Linked DNA regions of Homo sapiens: region 1 is linked to region 2. Evidence: chromatin contacts called from ENCODE Hi-C or POLR2A ChIA-PET data. All regions are on one chromosome and are shown on one strand. The core of a region is the stretch at or near the end of the contact, and the rest is flanking DNA. Distances in the headings are between cores, read along the strand shown.

Region 1 (3,621 bases), core at 911-3,410, 280 kb after region 2:
ATTTTTGCCTCTAGCACTCTAAGGAAACAGGTTGGTGAAGGTCATCAATGGCAATGCTAAAGCTAATTCTCTAGCCTCACTCAGAATATTGGACACAGCTGATTACTCCCTCCTCTTTCGTACAGGATCTTACCTTGGCTTCTGGGACACTGCCCTTTTCGGATTGTCCTAACTCACAAGTTCATCCTTCTTAATACTGTTTGCTGGTTGATCCCGTTTTCGCTAAACTCTTAATATCACAGGACACAGTCCTTAGGCCTCTGCTGCTTTCCGTCTACACCCATTCCTTACGGATAACATTTATTCTCATGGTTTAAGTACCACTGCTGATGATCCCCAAATTCATATAGCATAGAACTTCTCACTCCTGAATCTAGCTGCCTACTCAACATCTCTATTTGTTATCTTTTGCATCGTGGCTTAAAGAACTCCATACTTCTACGAGCTTGGGCAAAACCTTTGATTTCATCCTCCACTCCCTCTATCTCACTCTCCATATCCAATTCCTAGCAAATACTGTAAGGCCTACCTTCAAAATGCATTCAGAATCCAACCACTTCTCACCATCCCTACGGTTATCACCCTGACCTGGGCCACTCTCGTCATCTGGATTACTGCAAAAATCTCCTAAATGATTTCCCTGCTTCTACACTCACCCCTACACTCTAATCACAACTCACAGCCAGGGTGATCTTCTAAAACTTCAGTTACAACATACCTCTCCTCTATTCAAAATCTCCCATGGCTTCTATCAGCCTTTACAATGATCCGGCTACCATGATCTCTTTGACTTTATCTTCTTGTCCCTCCACCCCCAAAACTCTTGCTCATCCCTCTCCAGATACACTGGCTTCCTTGCTATTCCTCAAACATGACAGGCCTAAAAGCATTTGTATTGGCTTTCCTATCTGCCTGAATGCTCTTCCTGATATTTACTTAGCAAATTTTCTTAATTCCTTCAAGTCTTTGCTCAAATAACACCTACTAAATGAGGCTCAAACTGACCACCGTCATCTTTAAAATACCAGTTCCCACCTCCACTCTGGAACTTTCCCGTACTCCTTTATATTTCTCTTTTTTTTTTTGATGGCACCATCACTTTCTAACACCATTATATATTTTATTTTCTGCATCCTCTAATAGAATGTAAGCTCCATGAGGGCAAAGCTTTTTATTTTGTTCACTTAAGTAAAATAGGCGTCTAGAACAGTACCTGGCACACAATAGGAGCCAAAAAAAAATCTGTTCAGTAAACGAAGGCAAATATCAGTAAGTATAATATGCGTGTGGGAGGGGAGAGGGGGTTAAAAAGGGCAAGAAGTCCCAATAGGTAGATAAAAACTCCACAGAGTAGGAATACAGAATCGTGCATCGTGTCCCATTTGACAAATTTTTGAGTTTATCTAGAAAATAGCCCTGCGTTAAACGTTTGTTAAAAGTGCTGATTTCAATGTTCTTACATTCTTTAAAAATTCCTTGTTAAGTGTTCTAATCTTTTAGATGTGGTATCAGCCACAGAAATTTATTGTTCCCTTCTTGTTTTGCAGTTCAGAAAATTAGAAGTCAAATTCGGAAGTAACTCGTCCTAGCATTTTTTGATTAAACCACCAAGTTTAAAATTCGTTCCTTTTGTCGGAGTTCGCACGAAGAAAGTTGGAAGGCAGACTTCAAACAACAAGCTACAAAGCACAGGAATGAGACATTTAAAAAATGCTCTCCGAAATTCGGCAAAACTCACAGGGCGCTAGTGGATGCTTTAAGACATTCACCTGGCTGAAAATACGGTGGTGGGCTGAAGACCTCCCCTAGGTGGGTTCTGTGGGCGCCCCGTGAACGACGAGCCTCCCGCCACGGGACGCGACCATCACCGCCGCCTCGCCGCCCTTCTCCGGTGCCGGCCGCGGGGCCTTGCCGGCAACGGTCGGTAACGGGCAGATCCCAGGAGCGAAGGGCCCTCAGAGACTACCCCACCAACGCACTCCGACTCCGGGGGGGCGGCAGGGAGCGCGGCCCTGCTTCCCTCCCTAACCCTGCCCTCCCTAACCCACTACCTGTGGGGAAGGCGCTTCCCTCCGCGGAGCGGACAGAAGCCGCCACGAGCCCGGCAGGAGGTTCCTACTTCTCCGACCACCTCTCCAGCCGCCGCAGAAACCGCAGAACTGAGCTGACGACCCGGAAGTGCTCGCGGAACCTGGAAGTGACACCCCGCCCGAGGGACGGGAGGCCCCGCCCAGCCCTGCTCTCGCCCGCCACTCAAGCCTTGTCAGGGAAGGGCGTGGAGAGGGAAGGAGGGGCGTCGGGCTGGAGCTTGAAGCCTTAAAGTGGTGGACAGGCGCTCTGCTCGAGTAATTCACCAGGTTTACTAAATCGTTCCTAAGGGAATTATAATTTTTAGAGACTAATCTTCTCCATTGTTAGATGCACAATTTAAGAAATGTAGGGCATTCATATTTCATGCCGGAAGTGTGTTCAGGGTAACAGTGTTGAAGACCTTGCAGACGAATTCTGAAAAGATTATAGCAGGGGCCGGGCGCGGTGGCGCACGCCTTAATCCCAGCACTTTGGGAGGCTGAGGCGGGTCGATCACCGGAGGTCAGGAGTTCGCGACCAGCATAATATGGTGAAATCCTGTCTCTACTAAATACAAAAAATTAGGCAGGCGTGGTGGCGCATGCCTGTAATTCGAGCTACTTGGGAGGCTGAGACAGGAGAATGGCTTGTACCTGGGAGGCGGAGGTTGCAGTCAGCTGAGATCGCGCCATTGCACTCCAGCCTGGGAAACAAGAGCGAAACTCCGTCTCAAAAAAAAAAAAAAAAAAAAAAATTATAGCAGGGTAAGCAGGGTATCTTCTTTACCCCTCGAAACAGGGCTGCAGGCAAAGTTTTTAGTTTGTGACCAGTTCATGAAGAACTTTAATTTGGGAGAAGTTATATTTAAAATTTGCATCTAATATGCAAGATAAATACTTCACTATAAATTTCAAGTTTGCAAAATCACAAATTGTTTTAGGTGTCAGGGTGCATGGTACACTAACTGGCTTAAACCCAGCAGTCATGTGTAGAGCAGTTTATCCTACAAAATAGCTGAATAGTGATTAAAGAGTATGTGCAAAACAACAACAACAAAACCACAAAAAACACCAAGTGGTATCAGCTGGAACCTCTGAGCAGGTCTATGAACTAAACAAGTTCTTCTTATTTAAGCCATGTTTTCGGCCAGGGGCGGTGGCTCATGCCTGTAATCCCAGCACTTTGGGAGGCCGAGGTGAGCGAATCACCTGAGGTCAGGAATTCGAGACCAGCCTCAACGTGGAGAAACCCCGTCTCTACTAAAATACAAAAAAAATTTCGCTGGGCGTGTTGGTGCATGCCTGTAATCCCAGCTACTCGGGAGGCGGAGGCAGGAGAATTGCTTGAACCTGGGAGGCGGAGGTTGCGGTGAGCCAAGATGGCGCCATTGCACTCCAGCCTGGGCAACAAGAGCGAAACTGTCTCAAAAAAAAAAAAAAAAAAAAAAAGCCATGTTTTCATTTTAAGCCACTCATGGTTTCATCCTTGGATTCCCCATTAATTAAAAAAAAATCTCAACTATGAAACACAAAGTTTCATTATTGTTTTGAT
Region 2 (3,767 bases), core at 231-2,730:
ACTTGAAAAGAAGCAAGTGTGGAAACTATGAAGCCTTGTAATAGATTTTTTTTTTTTTGATGAACTGCCGATCTCTTCAAAATAGAGTCCTTGCTTTCGTGCCCCGCAAAGAAAAGTACACCACGCCAAAGCCCAAGGGAGGTGGCTAAGGTTATACAGGGAGGGAGGGGAGTGTAGCTGGACTGGGGAGTTGGAATAGCAGAAAAGTCACAAGTCAAAGAGGCGGCCCCTTCCACACATTCCCAAAGTGCCAAAGGGAAAACAGCAACAAACTCGAAACTCGCGAGGGCGTCTTCCCGTGCGAAGCGTCCCCTGGATCCCCGAAAAGCCCCGATCCCCTCGCGCTTGGGAAGGGGTGGGGTCCTCTTCAGGAGGTGTTTACTTGGCGTCCGGGGCGCGGAGACCCTCGGGGCCGGCGCCCGGCACAGGTCCGGGGCGGCGTGGTTGCCGCCCGCGCCCGAGTCTCCCTGGCTCTTGACAGCCCGCCGGCCGCCAGGTGCTCGCCCTACCTGGCGCCCCCGCCTGCCTTTGTGCGGCCCGCGCCGCCCCTCGCCAAGGCGGGCCAGGGACCGCCCCCGCCCGCGTGCCGCTGCCAGGCGGGACAGCTGCGGGCGCTGCCGGGCAGCGGAGCGGCGGCGGGGAGGAGAGGGAGTCGGCGCGAGGGTGCCCGGGGCGGGGCGGGCACGGCCGCGGGGAGGGCAGGGGACGCCGCCAGCGGCTGCGGCGCGAGTCTCCGAGCACCTCCCCTGCCGGCTGCGCCCCCCACGTCCCAGCAGGAGGAGGGGACCCCCTCCCGCGCCGTGCCCCTCGCAGCCGATGCGCCCACACCCTGGCTTCCGACAGCTGGCAGCCATAGCAACCCGGCCACAGAAAGTTTCGCGACGCAGAAACCGACTTGGAATAAAGTTTTCCTTGGCCCCTCGCTCGCTCTCCCCCGGCCCGGGTTTACGGAAAGCGGCAGGAAATCAGAGCTCGCGACGTGCCGGCTCCCGCGTCCACCTTCTCCACCCCTGGCCCCGGCAGCGCGCCCAAGGTGGGTGCACCACGCCGGGGTTTCCTGCCCCGTCCCCGGGTCCGGCGTCCTAGGACGCGGCGCGGCCAACTCACCATGGTGACTCGCGCCGCGGTCGCGTCTTCGCCGGGTCCCGCTGCCGGGGAACTGGGGCTGGAACGCAGTCTTCTGGGCGAACTTCAAAAGTTGGTTCCCCTCGCCAAAAACAGGCTCCCGACACCCAAGCACTCACAGGAGCCAATGGGAACCCAGAGGGGACTCCATCCAGGCGGGATTGGCGGTGCTAGGTGAGGGCGAGACGGCGGCGACTTAGCAGGCGGGGCGCATGCTGCGGAGGGCAAGAGTCCACTCGTACTCGCCGGTCGCCGCCGGCCCAGGTGAGTCCGATGCGCTCGGAGCGTCCGCCTCGCTCCCCTGCCTCACTCCTCTTTCTTCGGCCACTTAATCCGTACTCCTCTGGCTGAGTCTCGGCTCGGGCCGGGCAATCTGTCCATAAATGGAGAACTCAGCTCAGGCCTGACCAATCAGGGTTTGTTTTCGTAGCGTCACTCCTCAGGGAAACCGTAGTAGCCAACAAGCTTGGAGCTGCTGGAGTTTCCAAAGATCTCTGGATCCTGTAGTCCTCCTCCCGCGCCAGCCACCGAAGAACGCTGCGGACCCAGCTCGCTCCTGGTAGCAAGACCCGAACTGTAAGGAACAAAACCCTCGTGAAAGAGGAGCAAACCTTTCACTTCGCTGCGTTTTAAGACGAAAGTTAGGGTGGGTTTCGCTTCCAAGTTGAAGGGGCATGATTTTCCCAGAACTTTTTTTTAAGAAGGAAATATTTTATCAGCATAAAACATCAGAGTCGTGGCAGCAGCCCAAAGGAAATCCTTTTTCTTTCCTACGTCTGGATTGTGAGCAAAGTCAAAAATATCATTTCCCCACCCCTCCTTTTACCTGAATTTCCTTGGAAAACAAAGGAAGACTTCCGGCTGCTTTTTCTTTTCTTTTTTCTGTTTTTCTTTTCTTTCTCTTTCCTTTCTTTCTTGTTTCTTTTTTGCACGTTTTGATGGCAGAAAAGTTGTTGCACGTGCAGTGGGCAGAGGGAAGGAGAGAGGAGAGATAGGTGGGAAGAAACCCCATCCAACCTCAGCCAACACATCTGCTGAAAACAATCAGAACTGTAAAAATGCATTATTCCAGACTGTCGAATATCCAAGGAGAAGATTGGGGTGGGGCGGGGTGGGGGGAAGCAGAATCTTAAAATCAAGGTAGGGAGTTTGATTTTATTGTTCTGGAGGCTGAGGAAGTAAATTTGGTGAGTCTTAACAGGCTGCCTTCCTGGAATCTGTAGAAGATAAAATTGGTAAACTTCAGGGCATAGAGAAACTATGAAGCATAATGATATTATGATACTTTCTGAAATTTGGTTGAGGCAGGGCGCTGTGGCTCACGCCTACAATCCCAGCACTTTGGGAGGCTGAGGTTGGTGGATCACGTGAGGTCAGGAGTTTGAGACCAGCCTGGCCACCAACACGGTGAAACCCCTTCTCTACTAAAAATACAAAAATTAGCCCGGCATGGTTATACATGCCTGTAATCTCAGCTACTCGGGAGGCTGAGGCACGAGAATCGTTTAAACAGGGGAGGCGGAGGTCGCAGGGAGCCGGGATCGTTCCACTCTACTCCAGCCTGGGCGACAGAGCAAGATTCTGTCAAAAAAAAAAAGAAGGAAAGAAAGAAAGAGAGAGAGAGAGAAGAAAGGAAGAAAGGAAAAAGAAATTTGGTTGTAGCTCTTCACTTGACTATCTGAGCATAGAGTTAGAAAGGGTATTAAACTTTATCTTGTCTAAAAGGGTAAACAAAATGTTACAACATGGATGAATCTCGAAAATATCGTGTTAAGCCAGGAGCAAAAGACCACATATTATATAATTCCATTTAAATGAAAGTTGAGGATAGGGAAATCTATAGAGATAAAAAGTAGGTTAGTGGTTTGCTAGGGGCTGGGGGAGAGGGGAGATGGAAGTAATTGCTAACAGGTATGCATTTTCCTATTGAAGTGATGAAAATATTCTGGAATTAGTGGTGATGATTGTACAAGTTTATGAATATACTAAAAACCACTGTGTTATGCTTTTTAAATGGGTGAGTCTTATGGTACGTTCATTATATCTCACTTTTAAAAGTTGAAAGAAAATCATATTGTCCAAATTCTTGTAGTAATCATTTACATAGTTTGGCAACAATATAATCGAATGTGTGTTATAAGACAGCACAGCTAAACACTGGAGCTACAACTGGTCCCTGCCCTCACTGAGCTTACAATTTTAGGATGGGGAAAACAAACGATAAATTTTTAGAAAGAATAAATACAGGAAAGAAGCAAGCATAATGAAATGCGACAGTAGTTTTGTGCAAGGAACTGCCATATTTGGAGCTATAGTTTAGGGCAGGAAATTCATCTGACATAGTTATGTAGTATGAATTGGAAAGAAAACAGCATGCCATCTGTACTAGGCATTGCCTAGGTACACACAGACATGATAAAGTCTCAGATAAGTCTGACTCCATATCTCATAGGGAAATATCAGCTTCAGAATATTATTAGGTCAGCCAAGCTCAGTGGCTCATGCCTACAGTGCTAGCGCTTTAGGAGGCCAAGATGGTAGGATTGCCTGAAGCCAGGCATTCAAGACCAGCCTGGGCATCATAGCAAGACTCTGTCTCTATCAACAAATTATAATAATAAAAATTAGCTGGGCATTATAGT

Evidence for each region. A loop is a pair of places that touch in the nucleus more often than their neighbours do. ChIA-PET counts read pairs that join two places held with the same protein, here RNA polymerase II (POLR2A). Pooled maps may share reads with other maps.
Region 1: a loop to region 2 is called in a map of endothelial cell of umbilical vein, with 7 times the contacts of the local background. The contact joins the promoter of GTF2A2 here to the promoter of MYO1E in region 2. A Hi-C loop is called at or near these places in 1 of 168 maps with a recorded cell type or tissue (endothelial cell of umbilical vein) and 10 of 50 pooled maps. POLR2A ChIA-PET finds 5 or more read pairs at or near these places in 2 of 52 experiments (Panc1 and WTC11).

What each region holds. Positions count from the first base shown.
Region 1 is chr15:59,655,355-59,658,975 of GRCh38, forward strand. It overlaps GTF2A2 (general transcription factor IIA subunit 2), which reads right to left and starts at 2,161. Exons shown (of 5, transcript NM_004492.3): 1 at 2,052-2,161. RefSeq lists an enhancer at 1,968-2,197.
Region 2 is chr15:59,371,391-59,375,157 of GRCh38, forward strand. It overlaps MYO1E (myosin IE), which reads right to left and starts at 1,481. Exons shown (of 28, transcript NM_004998.4): 1 at 1,108-1,481. The coding sequence starts at 1,110. RefSeq lists a silencer at 426-745 and enhancers at 761-1,264, 1,265-1,769.